Linked DNA regions of Homo sapiens: region 2 is linked to region 1. The links are chromatin loops, found by intact Hi-C in ENCODE. Cell type or tissue: lower leg skin. All regions are shown on one strand.

Evidence for each region. A loop is a pair of places that touch in the nucleus more often than their neighbours do. Peaks named below come from ENCODE experiments on the same cell type or tissue, not always from the same donor. Only the 100,000 strongest peaks of a DNase experiment are listed, where the experiment ranks them.
Region 2: it touches region 1 in a loop (2.7-fold over the local background); 8 of 110 quality-filtered maps call a loop at or near these places.

The regions. Positions count from the first base shown.
Region 1 is chr7:47,111,407-47,119,406 of GRCh38, reverse strand. No RefSeq gene overlaps it. Among named protein-coding and RNA genes, the nearest start is that of SNORD151, 350 kb to the left of the region's middle. In lower leg skin, no CTCF peak of the experiment used is centred here; no DNase peak of the experiment used is centred here.
Region 2 is chr7:47,235,345-47,243,344 of GRCh38, reverse strand. No RefSeq gene overlaps it. Among named protein-coding and RNA genes, the nearest start is that of SNORD151, 230 kb to the left of the region's middle. RefSeq lists a silencer at 1,928-2,128. In lower leg skin, no CTCF peak of the experiment used is centred here; DNase peaks (open chromatin) are centred at 2,324, 2,644, 2,974 and 4,124.

The sequences.
Region 1 (8,000 bases):
ACTGAATCATCTCATCCTCAATGCACTTGCTCCCTTTTTATTCTATTAATACAATGTTTGGTGCAGCCCCATGGTCATTATCATTTGTGCTCTAATTCTGCATTCATGTACATCTTTACTAATAAAAATAGAGAACATCGATCCAGAACTTGCTATGTACCGGGCGCAGTGCTAAGCATATTGTTCGTATTATTTTACCTAATTCTTGCAACAATATTTTCAGGCAGCGCTATCCACATTGTCACCACTTGACAGAGGAGAAATTGACAGCTAGGTATGCACTTGCCAAGGGTCACACATATGGAAGGGTCAGAGCCAGAATTTAAACCCAAGCAGTCAATGATCTCACTTATATTTGAAATGGAAATAAATGGAACTCACAGACACAGATAGTAGAATGGTAGTTGCCAGGGGCTGGGGTTGGGGCTGGGGCTGGGGAGATGTTGGTCAAAGGGTACCAAGTTGCAGTTATAAGACGAATAAGTGCTGGGGAATCGAATGTACAGCATGGTGACTATGGTTAATAATAATGTATTGTATGCTTGAAATTTGCTAAGAGAGTAGATCTTAAGTGTTCCCACCAACCCCCACCCCACACAAAAGGCAACTGTGTGAGGTTATGGATATGTTAAGTAGCTTGGTCGTAGTGATCAATTCACAGTGTGTACATATATCAAATCATCACATATATGCCTTCAATATATACTGTTTCCTTCTGTCAATTGGATCTCAATTGGGCTGGGAAAAATAAAACAAACCCAGGCAGTCTGGCTCTAGAGGCGCGATGCTTTCCTGCCATCCTGCCTGCTCCCAGGACTCTGTGCTCCCAGAGCCCAAGGCGGGTTCAGGCCTTACCCGTCTTTGCATTCACACCCCCTCCCCTCTCTCATAAAGACCCTGGTCATCCATCCTTGGATTCACTCCTGCACCTCTTTCAAACATGGAGGGACATAGAGAATTATGTAGTTGAGAAGCACCTGGCCCCTGTGTGCTTTGATGTCCACGCAGTGATGACTTCTCATTTTATGGTGTGGGCCAAGAGAATCAATCCCAATCTTCTTTAAGTAGTTCCCCAGCCTCTTGTTTGCAGGACCAGCAAGAGAATGGGCCAGCAGGCCACTTTGTGTATCTTTCTGACGGGCTGTGTGTGAGATAGCTGGTCCTCACTAGCCTGAAAACCTGAGGGAGGAAGAGTGCTACATCCCAGCTGTGCCCCTGGTGCCCACCTTGTAGGAGAGCCCTAGGGAAGCTGCTTCCTGCTGGTATTGCACATCCACAGCCCATTACTGAGAGAAGAGATTGTAGCAGACTGAAGTTTGCCAATGTGAAATCACAGGGTGGGAAAGCAAGATGTCCGTCACTGATTAAATTTAAAATAACAACAACAATAGTAATAATAGTAAAAAGTGGCTGGATGCTTCTATGCTTTATGTGCTGTGCCTAGGGCCTGCCATAGATCATTTGCTCTTCATAGCAACTCTGGGCTATGTCATATTGCTCCCATTTATAGATGAGAAAACTGAGGTTTAGAGATTAAGTAACTTGTCATTGGTTAACAGGTTAGTGGGTGGTTGGTCTGATCTTAAATCTTATTTTTTAGAAAAATTGGAAAATATCTTCCTTCATGCTTTTAGTCCATTTGGGCTGCTAAAACAAATTACTATAAATGGGGTGGTTTATAAACAACAGAAATGTATTTCTTACAGCTCTGAAGACTGAGAAGTTCAAGATCAAGACACTAGCAGATTTAGCATCTGGCAAGGACTCCTAGCCTTCTCGCTGTGTTGTCCCATGGTGGAAGGGGTGAGGAAGCTCTCTGGGGTCTCTTTTATAAGGATGTTGACCCATTCATGAGGCTCCATCCTCACGACTTAATCACCCCCAGAGGCCCCACCTTCTAATGCCATCACCTGGGGAGTAAGGATGTTAATATATGAATTCTGGGGGGACACAGACATCCAGAACACAGTACATTCCTTCTATAAGTCCTGAGCCTGGGCCTGGCAGACGCTGAAGCATACATATCTGTCCTTGAGAGAGCTCCAGCCAAGGAGCACAGCAGGGTAAGGTTCCTGGAAGGCTGTTGTCAGTGGACAGGTACACAGGTTAGGACAGATCTGGGAGAGAGGAAGGGCCCAGGAGATACTGAAGTGATGCCTCCAGGTGTAAGGCCTGGGGGGGCCAGGTGGAGACAGGTGGCAGAGAGACTGGGAAGGAGGCAGAGCCAAAGCCTCTGTCTGGATGAGGCTTAAGAACGAACAGAGCAACGGGGCAAGAAGGACAGGCAGTGGCCACCCAAGAAGGACGGCAGAGTTCTGAATTTCATGAATGGGGCAGCCCTGAGATGAGAAGAGGCTGAAAGCAGAGGTTGGAAGTTGAGAATCAGGGCCTATTTATTTAGTTGGGACCACAGCACACTTTTACTGCTGTCTAGGTTGTTTTGCCTTTTAATGGAACCAGGCTTGAATAAACAGGTTTTGTGTACAAAAGAGTCTGGATAACTCTTCTTTAGTAAGCCAGAAGATCAGTCCTTGTGGGCTCCTTCACATGGGGCAGCAGTTGGCAGAAGGGTCCTTGCTCACAACTCTCCCCTCCCCGGAGATCACAGTTTCTGCCTCCTGGGCTATGTTCAACCTGCAGTGCACTCCTCACCCAATGGGAGGGACTAATCAATCTGTTTGGGCTGCGGATACTTCAAATTGTAATTTCTGCCCTGAGGCATGGGGGTTTCTAAAGTCTTAACGGAGGGGAATAAAGATCATTGTAGGTGAGACAATCCAGGGACATGTCCTGGGGATCTTGGCTGTGTCACCTGCACTGATACTGAATTCCCCTAGAATGCGGGCAGGAGCTGGGGAGGTGATCCCAATACCTCACTTAATGTGGGGTGGGTGATTTGGATTGACATAGGTGGCCAGGATGGATTGAGGGTGAACCACCACATGCCATGCGCTTCAAGGGACATATCATTTTTTTCATGCAGATGAAAAAGCAAAGCCATTTCACAGTTTACATTCTACTCAAATACAAAAAGAAAAATAAATAGATTTGCTGGCGATCAGGAGTTTAATTGGCTAGTGGGGTCACAATGTGTATAAACACTACAGTTGTTTTGTTCCTTTGGATTTTGGGTTACAAACTGCAGTTTGCTTATTTTAGGGACTTTTAGGGATTTTCCAAGGCCAAAGTTGTGTATGAGCCAATCATATGACAATTGTTCTCTCTTTATCATTCTTAAAAATCATTTAATAGAAAAGTAGAGAGCAGACTTAGGAATATAATAAAATTTGGCTCCTTTAAATTGAATACATATTTTCTGAACCTCAAATAGATAATTTCCAGAAAAGAATGGCTATAATAAGGCATTTATTGTTACAAAATTAGGTGGACCAAGAGGTTACTTATAATATTTATGAGAAGTAGCTCAGTCACGAATGGTTTCATGCCACTGGTAATATTAGGTAACTTTTTCAGTCCTGACCCAAGTATCAATCACTTCTCTGCTCCATCACCCTAGTCCCCACCAGCTCTGTGAGACAAGTGAGGGAGGGTTCTAGGTATCCCCAGTTTGCAGCAGAGGATATTGAGTTCTGATGAGGTGTTTTTCATGTGCACTCTATAAAACTGTGCCACTGCTTGGCATTGCGACGAACTCCATTCTCTTGAGCTCATAGTACGCTTAGTTAATGAGCTGAGAAGTGGAAAAGTGTGTTGAATCAGGACAGGATGATGCTGGGGAGCCGAACAGGGTGATGCAGCCCCGTGGCAGGTGTGTGGGGTGAGCCAGCCCACACCTGCCATGCCCTGATTCTTCATGTCTGTGTCCTTTCTCCAGAGCTACAGCTCACATTTGCAGTTGGCCTAAATAAAGTAACACAAGTTAGAATGCGTCAGGTCCATAGCTTTACCTGAAGGGAGCTTACAGGGAGTTCCAAGGCAGGGAAGCCTTGTTTCGTTCTCCAAACTCATTCTCACAGTTTTGTTGTCATAGGAGTTGATCTCTCAACCATGCACTTCCTGTGTGTGCAGACTCAACATTTCCTAAACTGAACTCTTTTGGAGATGGTGTTCACTTGAGCTTCCAGAATTATCTCCCAGAAACCCTATGTCCAGGGGCCAGCCAGTTGTCTCCTCTAGACTCCTAGACAGCTGCCCTGATCTTGCCAGCCCTAGATCATTCCTCATAGATGGATCAAGATGATGCCTTTGCCGTCTCTGCAACAGAAGCTCCTACTTCTCACTTCAGACAAAAGTCCTAGAGTCAGCTGGTGATCCTCAGCCTCTGGAGACATCAGTGGTTCTGACACTTTTCTACAGCAGTATCCCCACTGAGAGGTGAGCAGGCATAATGTGCCATTTTGGGTTTTTACCCTTAAGGTCTGGGCCTCACGCATTATGTTGCTCTGAAGCTCAGTGTTTTGAATTTTTAAAATCCCATGTTACTACAAAGCATATGCATGTTTGATTCAAAATGTAAATTTATTTCTATTTGCAATATTGGGAAACTAAGTAATTCAGATGGGTCCTCCTGGGCAAAATATAAGAAACACTTGGCCGGGCTCGGTGGCTCATGCCTGTAATCCCAGAACTTTGGGAAGCCAAGGCAGGCGGATCATGAGATCATGAGTTTGAGACCAGCCTGGCCAACATGGTGAAACCCCATCTCTACTATAAATACAAAAATTAGTTGGGCGTGTTGGCAGGCACCTGTAATCCCAGCTACTCGGAGGCTGAAGCAGGAGAATCATTTGAACCCGGGAGGTGGAGGTTGCAGTGAGCCGAGATCATGCCATTGCACTCCAGCCTGGGTGACAGGGCAAGACTCCATCTCAAAAAAACAAAAAACAAAAAACAACAAAACAAAACAAAACAAAACAAACAAACCAAATCAACCAACCAAACAAAAAAACACTTTATGAAAGGCACTGGAGGACTAATAAATCAGTGGAGAATAGAAAGCCAGCACCCAGGGAAGAAGTAGACAAGGAAGGTGAGCTGGAGTTAGGGATGTTTTTCCTCTTCAGTTTCTGTCAATTCTAGAAGGGCTGGAGGGTGGAGGTGGTGAAGAGCCTGACCATGGCTGGGCACTCCTCCAACCCCAAGCTTGGGGTGAGCTCTGAAAGTCTGGGCCTTAGGGGTGAGGGCAAACTCAAAATGGTCCAGTTATCCCTGGGACTGAAACTCGTCTTTGAATCATCTCAATCCTTGATTGAAGTAAAAGTGTCTGCAGGTTGCTAGCATGCTGGCCACCTGCCAGAAGTGGAGGCAAATAATATCTGAGAAAGGAGATTATTGTACAGTCTTTCATATACAATGATAGTCACTCAATCATAAACAACCAGGTATAAGCAGGCAGAAAACTATGAGATCTAAAAGAAAAAAAGACATCACAGAAAAGAGCAAAAGTCATACAGGGAACTTATGGAATGTTATCTTAATATATTGACTAAAAATAACTATGCTAATATGCTCAAGAAAATAAAAAACAAAACTGAGAACAGAATATTTGAAGAAAGTCCCAAGGGGACATTCTGTTATTTAACAAATCCAGAAGAAAAACTAACTCAAAGGATGAGCTTAGCAATACGTTAGATACAGTTTGAGCAAAAAAGGACTAAAAAGTAGAGAAAAGAACATGGGAGACATACTGGTTATGTGAAAAAGATCTAACATACTTGTAATGGGACTCACACAATGAAGGGAGAGAGAGATAGGAAAGATAAATAGGAGAGGGGAAGTGCCAGAGGGAGAGTGGGAGAGAAAGAATGCCTACAATAAATGTAAGAATCACAAGAGACTACTTTGCTTGCATCTATGCAAGTACAATTGGAAATTTTGGTGAAATTGATCATTTTTTGGAAAACGGAGTTTACCAAAATCAATTCCAACAGTAATGGAATGTTTAAACAGGCTCATCTCCACAGTAAACTACAGAAAATTATCAAGGAATATTTTGCCTAAAAACATCAGGCCTGGATAGTCTTTCAGGGGAATTCAACCAAACTTGTAGAAACCAGAAATGCTCAAAATCCCTGTGAAGAAAAATGGGAAACGCTCTTGAAAAATAGAAAACAGATTTGAAAAACAGACATCATTGTATTTTCCTGTGATGTGGAAATATCATAAAAATGTCACTCCCTGTTTCTTTATAAATTTAATGTAATCCCAACAAAAATACCAATAAGCTTTTGTCCCTGGACTTAGGCAAGTTGATACTAACATTTGTATTGAAAAATAAATACACTTGAATAACTAGGCAAGTACTGAAAGAGAAGAATTATAAGGGATTATTACTTCACCAAACATTACTACAAAGCCACAGAATGAAAATGTCATGACACTGGTGCATGCAGAGTGGCAGACTGGTGGGTAAGACTGAAAACTGTAGACACTGGTCCAATTACACATGGACATTCAGAATGTGACAATTGTGGCATGTCAAATTACTGGACAAAATTGAACCACTTCATTAATGGTGCTGGGCCAGTAGGACAGTCATTAGGAAACAGATAAAATTATATCCATTCTTCATTCTATACATATGAGATGAACTCCAAAAGTTTCAGAGATAATAATATGAGTGAAAAGATACAATAAAAGAAAATAATGTGTGAAAAACTTCAAAACCTCAGCATAGGGAAAGACTTTCTATCAATAACTTAACCCACAGGCAACAGAACAGTGAGGGTTTAATTAATTTGACTTCTTACAAAGAAAAATGTGTTCATGGCAAATGATATCAAGAATACTCTTGAATCAATCTTTATAATATATATCACAGATAAGGAAACTAATATCCCTGATGTATAAAGGACATTTTAAAATTGTGAAAAAAATCTAAAAGTCCTATAAAATGGGCAAGATATATATATATATATATCACATCACAAGAGACTACTTTGCTTGCATCTATGCAAGTACAATTGGAAATTTTGGTGAATTTGATCATTTTTTGGAAAACAGAGTTTACCAAAATCAATTCCAACAGTAATGGAATGTTTAAACAGGCCTATCTCCACAGTAAACTAGAGAAAATTATCAAGGAATATTTTGCATAAAAACATCAGGCCTGGATAGTCTTGTATGTGTGTGTGTGTGTGTGTGTGTGTGTGTATATATACACATATATATTTATATGTATATATGTATATATAGATATACACATATCTCTATAGATATATAGATATACACATATCTCTATAGATATATAGATATACACATCTCTCTATAGATATATAGATATACACATCTCTCTATAGATATATAGATATACACATCTCTCTATAGATATATAGATATACACATCTCTCTATAGATATATAGATATACACATCTCTCTATAGATATATAGATATACACATCTCTCTATAGATATATAGATATACACATCTCTCTATAGATATATAGATATACACATCTCTCTATAGATATATAGATATACACATCTCTCTATAGATATATAGATATACACATCTCTCTATAGATATATAGATATACACATCTCTCTATAGATATATAGATATACACATCTCTCTATAGATATATAGATATACACATCTCTCTATAGATATATAGATATACACATCTCTCTATAGATATATAGATATACACATCTCTCTATAGATATATAGATATACATATCTCTATAGATATATAGATATACATATATATCTATAGATATATAGATATACATATATATCTATAGATATATAGATATACATATATATCTATAGATATATAGATATACATATATATCTATAGATATATAGATATACATATATATCTATAGATATATAGATATACATATATATCTATAGATATATAGATATACATATATATCTATAGATATATAGATCCATACATATACATACATACATATATATCTATAGTTATATAGATATACATATATATGTATATGTATATATACAGTTGATGTAAAACTAGATTTTTTAAAACATGAGAAGATGCTCAAACTTCATGCATATTAAGAGAAATGTACA
Region 2 (8,000 bases), 120 kb before region 1:
TGGCTCCAAGGGTTTATTTTTAGCCACAGTGGGGCAGGTGGAGTCTAGGGAAACGGCCTTGTCATGAAGCCCATCTCTAGGTAAGAGGAATGGGCAGGGTTAAGTCATGTGGCCCCAATAAGACAAAGGAGGGGTGGTGTTTAGGAGCAAGGAGAGGAGGCCGTGGAGCCATCTATATTAGGAACTATCACTGTGCCTCACTCAAGGAGCTCCTGTCTCTGATAACCACTTTATGCATATTTATTTGAAAACAAATTTTTTTTTGAGATGGGGTCTCGCACTGTCGCCCGGGCTGGAGTGCAGTGGCGTGATCTCAGCTCACTGCAACCTCTGTCTACCATCTTCAAGAGATTCTCCTTCCTCAGCCTCCCAAGTTGCTGGGATTACAGGTGTGTGCCACCACGCCCAGCTAATTTTTGGTATTTTTAGTAGAGACAGGGTTTCACTATGTTAGCCAGGCTAGTCTCAAACTCATGACCTCGTGATCTGCCTGCCTGGGCCTCCCAAAGTGCTGGGATTACAGGTATGAGCCACCACGCCCAGCCTGAAATTTTTAAAAATGTCAAAAGGACTGCATATGATGACTTTTTGTGTGCTGCCTAATGTTCACCCAGTGTGTCAGCAAAGTGTTAGGTCTGGGTAAAGCTTCAAAAGGTTCATGTGGCCTTGGAAATTAAATAAAGTCATAACACCTTTGAAATGCTTACTTTTTTCATTCGATCATAACAAGAAACATTTTCTTGAGTTAGTTCTGAACCCTAAAATTAGGGGAGAGATAGAGAGAAGTGTCTGGTAGGATATATAGAATTTTTTGTTGGACATCTAATTTCTCTGCTTTTGAAAACTCATGGGGAAATTGATGTTTCTTCCATGTCTCTGCTTCTCCAGAATATTCCATTATGAGTATCTTCAGAGAAGAACAGAGGTATGAAGACACTTGATTTAAAATATTTAATTGTGGGCTGGGCGAGGTGGCTCACACCCACCTGTAATCCCAGCACTTTGGGAGGCTGAGGTGGGCGGATCATTTGTGGTCAGGAGTTCGAGACCATCCTGGCCAACATGGTGAAACTTTGTCTCTAATAAAAATAAAGAAATTAGCCAGGCGTGGTGGCGGGCGCCTGTAATTCCAGCTACTTGAGAGGCTGAGGCAGGAGAATCACTTGAACCTGGGAGGCGGAGATTGCAGCGAGCCGAAATCGTGCCACTGCACTCCAGCCTGGGCGATAGAGTGAGACTCAGTCTCAAAAAAAAAAAAAAAAACAAATAAAATGATAAATAAATAAATAAACAAAATAAAATATTTAATTGTGGAGGAAGAAAGGGGAAAGGAAAAATTTTTAAAAATCAAATGCAAAAATATGGTCAGTTTAACTAAAGTTTGGGAGTACCAAGATGAATCTTAGACAGAGCTCTGTTTGTGGGCATGTCCAGAATTTCTGGAAAGGAAGACAGATGAACAGGAATTTCCTGGCCAGGCACAGTGACTCACGCCTGTAATTCCTGCACTTTGGAGGCCAAGGCAGGTGGATCACTTGAGGTCAGGAGTTTGAGACCAGCCTGACCAACGTGGTGAAACCCCATCTCTACTAAAAATTAGCCAGGGTTGGTGGTGCATGCCTGTAATCCCAGCTACTTGGAAGGCTGAGGCAGGAGAATCGCTTGAACCTGGGAGGCGGAGTTTGCAGTGAGCTGAGATTGCGCGATTGCACTCCAGCCTGGACAACAAGAACGAAACTCTGTCTCAGAAAACAAAACAAAATGAAACAAAACAAAACAGGGGTTTCCTATCTCTCCATGGCTGTTGCTCTGAGAGAGGCCAGTTCACCTGTTCATCTTCGTCCACTGCCCTGTGTGATCCCTGGCCCATGGCAGGCATCGGAGGGCTGATGCACACATCATTATAGCTTTTTAGCCTTCATAACAACCTTGCTCCTTGTGACCCATCTGGGCCTCTGAAGCTGCTTTCTTTCTCATGATACATTGAGTGGAGACTTCCAGGCAATTGCCTGGAGCGTGGGAAGGGAGTCTCAGGAAGCACACTTCTTAACAGAGATAAGGAAGATTTTATTTTTCTGCTTGAAGGCAATAACAAGAAAGATAACAAGTACAGCTGCTGCAGCTGAAACTTTGTCAACACAGCTACTATTGGTGATGCACTTACTGAGGATCCCATGCTAGAAAAGTGACTTGAAATGATGGTCTCTTCTGGTTGTAAGGGGAGGCCACTGTGGAGGAGAGGTGCAGGCAGTGACTGTATTAGTCGGCTGGGGCTGCTTGATGAAGTACCGTAGACTGGGAAGCTCAAACAACAGACATTTCTCACATCCTTGAGGCTGGAAGTCCATCAGCAGGGTTGGCTCCTCCTGAGGCCTCTATCCTTGGATTGTAGATGCCACTTTCTCCCGGTGTCCTCATGTAGTCTTTTTCCTGTGCACACATTCCTGGTGTCTTTCTCTCTTCTTATAAGGCCACCAGTCCTATTGGATTAGGCCCTACCCTTATGATATCATTTAACCATAATTACCTCTTTAAACATTCTATCTGCAGATACAGTCACACTGGGGGTTAGGGCTTCCGCCTGTGAATTTTGGGGAGCACACAGTTCTGTTCCTAACAGTTATCAAGCAATGTGATGGCTGCTGTGTTGGCGGGAGTGCAGGGCTTCCCTGAGCCTAGGGGAAGGTGACCTATGGAAGATCATTGTCCTCCCAGTGGAAAGGAAGGAGCAACCATTTCAGCAGGGGAAACATGGGTGCTAAAGTCAAATGAAGGAGCCTGGGCTGCAGGGGAGTGGCTGAGATGGGGTGAAAATGGAGAATTGGGAGGGCTTGGAATGCTACCTGTGGAGCATGGGGATGCCCCAGAGTGTAGTAACCAGAGATGAATGGAAATAATCAGTCTGATGGCTGCATGGACGCATCTGAGTTTTCTCTGGGCCGTGCATGTACTGCTGCCAGGCAGTGCCTCAGTGCAAGCCCACAATAAGCCCAGAGACGGCCCCAAGCTTGGCAAAAAAAACAAAACAAACAGAACAACCACCTCAGCTCTGACCCTGTTTGCAGCACCAGGACCATGATCCTTGGAAACTCTCAGTTGAGAGCAAAGGCCTTGGTTCCCTAGCAGCTTTTCAAAGAAGTTGCAAAACACTGAGTATGCTTTTGGGAACACAGGCCTCTCCCACCTTTCCTTTTCTGTAAACAAAGAAATTGCCAAAGTGGAAACTGTCTCCCTTATCCTTTTTGTCAAAGGATGATAATGTGGAGTATCCATCATTTTTATTTCATGTGGTGAGCGACCACAGAAAGACTCACTCCTTTCTCCATTGCCCAATGCACTTTTGTCCCCAACAACAATTGGGTCTGGCATATACTAATGTTTATTTCAACTTCATAATTAAAGAAGAATGTTAAGTGTGCAACTCAACTTTATTCCAAATGCTGGAAAGATCTGGAACAATGTAGCCCCTTGAGAAAAGCTTAGGGAGGGAAAAACACATTTACAAATAAAAATTTGGAAATAACAGAGCATCTTAGTTTTGGATACATGCAACTTTCCTAGATTTTCTGTTTTTTTATTTTTATTTTTACTTTTTTAAATAAGGATCCTCTGAAAATCAACAAAAAGAGGTCAATCGTAGTAACAATTTCAGAATAACCATTAGAAACCAAACAAAAACATCTGGAGATGATGGATAAGATGATACAATAATCTGTAGAAGTGTCATTTTTTTTTAAAAAGTGAAGGATGAATAAACATAAAAATACAATCACACAATTTTCCCTGTATACTTATGCCAAATTACAACATTAACCTAGTATTTTACAGAGAGAGGAGTATTTCCTGCTCTCTATTATTCCTAGCATCTCATGATGCTGCCATTGCCCAGGCAGATTCTGCATCCTGGTCTTGCTGATAAGCAAGCTGAGGAATTCTCCCCAAATCCCAGGGTCGCTGGGTCTGGAGCTCACTTTGGAATCTGTCTTTCTGGGCTGCAAAGCATGTGCCCCTCCTTGCAGCCAGTTCTACCCTGGACAGCCTCATTCTTCTAGGGAGGGAAGCAGGCTCTACGCATGGTGGCGGCAATGGGAGAGTTCCAGGCCTCCTGGTGACGTGGGGAAAGGGGGAGCTTTGGCTTGGGTGCTGCCCATTCCCTGCTCAGGTCTAGGGTTGACTCCTGTGTGGTGACATCTGCCACACTCTGCTGACCTCTGCCTGGCCCTTGGAGATGGCTGACGGGGGGCTACAGCGGAGGGCGTCTGTTGTGATGGGGAATGTCTCAATAAGGTTACAGGCATGCAGGGTGGCACATATTTTCTAAAGTTGTTCTCCTTGCTTTCTCTGTGGGTGTTCTAGTTGAGAATATTAGCTTCTCGTGGGAAGTGAGGAGCTATAATTCAGCCTACTTGATGGAATCATAGCACCATTAAGAAGCCAAAACACATCTTCCTCAAATGAAAAACTGCACAAACATATTCGTATTTGAACAACCATAATGGGGTTCCTGGTCAGTCTGTATATACCTGTAGTGCGGGGTGGTTGGCTAGAGACCAGCACTCCCACCCACCTCCAATTAACATGAATGGAATAATTCTCACGATGACGAAAGCACAAATTCAAATACAAAAAAGTATTAACCCTCCAACTTACCCCGACATGCACTGCTGCTCGCAGCCCCTCCTGCCTAGCCTTTTGCTTCAGAGGTTAGAGTCTCTTTAGCTCTCCTTGCTACTAGGATGACATGGGACTCAGTTCTGGTCCATAAGATGCAAGAGAAAGCCCACAGAGGGGACCCAGGAGCACTTTCTTGTGAGGCTACCTTGTCTACCTCTCCCACTGGCCTTTTGCCCATCTGCCCCGTCTCTACCTTTAAGGAGGGTGTGATGCCTGGAGGAATTCTGGTCTGAGACAGCTTTTCAGTCTTTTTTCGTTTTTCAGATATTGACAGCTTGAGGTATACTGGTCAAGTATTTTGTAGAGTGCCCACCAATTTGAATTTGTGTAATGTTTTTCTCATGATTAATCTGGGGGTATGGATTCCAGTTTTCTTATAATTAGTGTCATTTATATCATTGCATTTAAAAAGAGTTCCACCAGCTTTATTGAGATATAATTGATAAAGAAAAATTGTATAATTTAAGATGTAAAACGTTTTGATTTACATATACATTGTGAAATCAAACTAATTAATGTATCTATCACCTCACAGTTACCTTTTGTAAAAAGGGTTTCTTGCAGACAGCATAGAATTGAATCTTATAATCTCTGTCCCGTAATTGGTATGTTTCTATAATTTACAGTTAAGAAATCATTGAGATTTAGATTTATTATTTTGTTTTTCTGTGTGTTTCTTCTGTTTTTTGTTTTTGTTGCTTTTCCTTGATTTTTCCTTTCATGACTTCTTTTAGGCTATTTGAATATTTTTGGTATGCTATTTAGATTTATCTGTTGGCTTTTAGGCTATCTCTTTTTCCTTTTTTTAAAAAGTGATTACTCCAAAGATATAACACATACCTAATTTCTCACTGTCTACTTAGAATTAATACTTACCATTTAAAGTAAAATTCAGAAGTCTCACAACCATATAGGTCCCTTTATCCTCCCCACTTAATGTTATAGTTGTCACATAAAATGTTATAATTCCTTCTGTCAATGATTATATACATTTTAAAGAGTCTAAGAAGTTATAGTCTATTATATTTACACAGATATTTTGATTTGTGTTTTTTTCCTTAAATCCTGAAATTATGTTTCCCTCCAGTGCCATTTGCATTTAGTATGAAGAGCTTTCTTTAGCATTTCTTTTGAACAGATCTCTGGTAACAAATTCTCTTAGCTCTTCTGTATCAGAGAATGTCTATTTCCCTTTCATTCCTGAAGGATATTTTTACTGGATGAGGAATTCTGAGGAATATTCTGAGGAATTCAACGCCTTATATACTGTTAGGAATGTAGACAGCAGAACTTCCATAGAAGGCCCAAATAATGTGATTGAGTTGATCTCATCAAAGTCTCTTGGAGGCCAAAGGCACACATGTGTAGTGGGGTAAACATTGGAAGTGACATCTAAGCCAATGGGATGTCCTCTGATCCTGTGCTTTTTCCTATATCAAATGAAAATAATGACTTCACCTCATTGGGCTATCATCATTATTGAACTAGACAACATGGTGGATGCAGCTGGCAGTTGCTTGGTACGTTGTATGGGCTAAAAAAAATGTATGTAATGTCATTTTATTCAAGGCAGTTGACAGCCTTGTTTGTTTCTAGTGAGCAGATCCACTGTTGTAATGAGTACATGCAGTTCTTGTTTTTAGGTCATTGCCTCCTGGATATAAATCCATCTGGAGATATGATCGAAAGCCTTCCAGGAAAATTTCTGTCCACATGTTATGATAGAAATTGCATCAGTATCGGATTGACCACAAAGGAATATTGTACCTAGAATAGTTCTCATTTACTGAAGATAATTGAAACTTTGACTATATTGAAATAGCCTGGGAATCAGTTCAGATTTCTCTCTTTCTGGAGTTCTGGCTCTTGTTATTCTGGAGGGAAATACTGCAAATATAGCCTATTATGAAATTTCAACACTTCAGGGTACAGTAATTGCTTGGTTTGTGGAAAAATAAACGTCTTCAACTCCCTTGATACCTCTTGCTTTGTTCTTTGGGCTCCCAGATGAGCTTATCCCTCAAGCAGAGAACAAAGGTCAGATGACCATACTGATCTTGTCTTGACTTCTCAGTGTTTCCTGTGGTACAGCTGACCTCTGATTTCACTGGATAGATTGAGCAGAGTTAGGAGATAGAGTTTCATTACTGCAGTTCAATCATCACCCATCTTAGGGCATGATTTTTAGTAATTTCTCATATCTTGATGGCCTTGCTCTCTGCAGTGTCATTGTGTCACTATTTGGAGCTTTCTCAGAAGAATAAGTGCAATGATTTCATGCATCAATACAAATATTATAAACAAAATAACGCATTTATAAAATATTGGACCTAAGTGGAGAGGTGAAGTGTCTTACACAAAGTTACCCAGTTTGTTGTTCATGAATGTGGTTCAAATTTTTGGATATTTTTTACCTTAAGGTTACTGCCATTGGAGCATTCTGCCTGCCCACCCCCCAGCCTTCTGGTAATCAGTAGTCATTGCAGTACTAATTGTAATAATATAGGTAAGTGCGAGATTTCTCTGCCTCATGAAAAAAATTTGGGAAACTTTATTCGTAGAATAATGTATACTGGCACAGTTGGAGCAAACTATGTGTATCTTAAGCATAACTCAAAAGGACGTATTTGACTAAGCCTTTTATAAGAGAAAAATCCCTTCTCCCACTGAAGACTGTACAATGTCTTAGCTCATAACAGGACATAGAGGTATTACAGGAAGTTGTAAGTCTGCCAGTAAGACTATGCTTTAAATTCAGAGTAGTTTTGAACATAGGAGATATATCTTAGGTTTTTTCCCATGTCAGTTTTAACAGATCAGACAAATGTCAAAATTGTGTAATCTACAGGTCATCTAAAAAAATTATTGCCTATGTATTTATTTAGTCAGTGCGCTTACTAATTATCTAGTGCTGTATTTTCTACTAGGCACTAGGGACAAAATGGTGAGCAAAAGAAGATGACACTATTTATACCCTCATAGACTCTTAGGAACTGAATGTTTGTGTCCCTCCCTGCACACCCCTAATTCATATCTTGAAGCCCTAACCCCCAGCATGGCTGCACAGTTGACCTTCAAACAGCATGGGGGTTAGGCGTACTAACCACTGCACAGTTGAAAATTTGCATATAACTTTTAACTCTCCCAAAAACATAACTACTAAAAGCTTACTGTTGACCAGAAGCCTTACTGATAACATAGTTGAGTAAGACACTTTTTGTATGGTTAAATGCATTACATACTGTATTCTTACAATGAAGTTAGCTAGAGGAAAGAAAATCTTATATGAAAAGCATAAGGAAGAGAAAATATATTTAGTACTCATT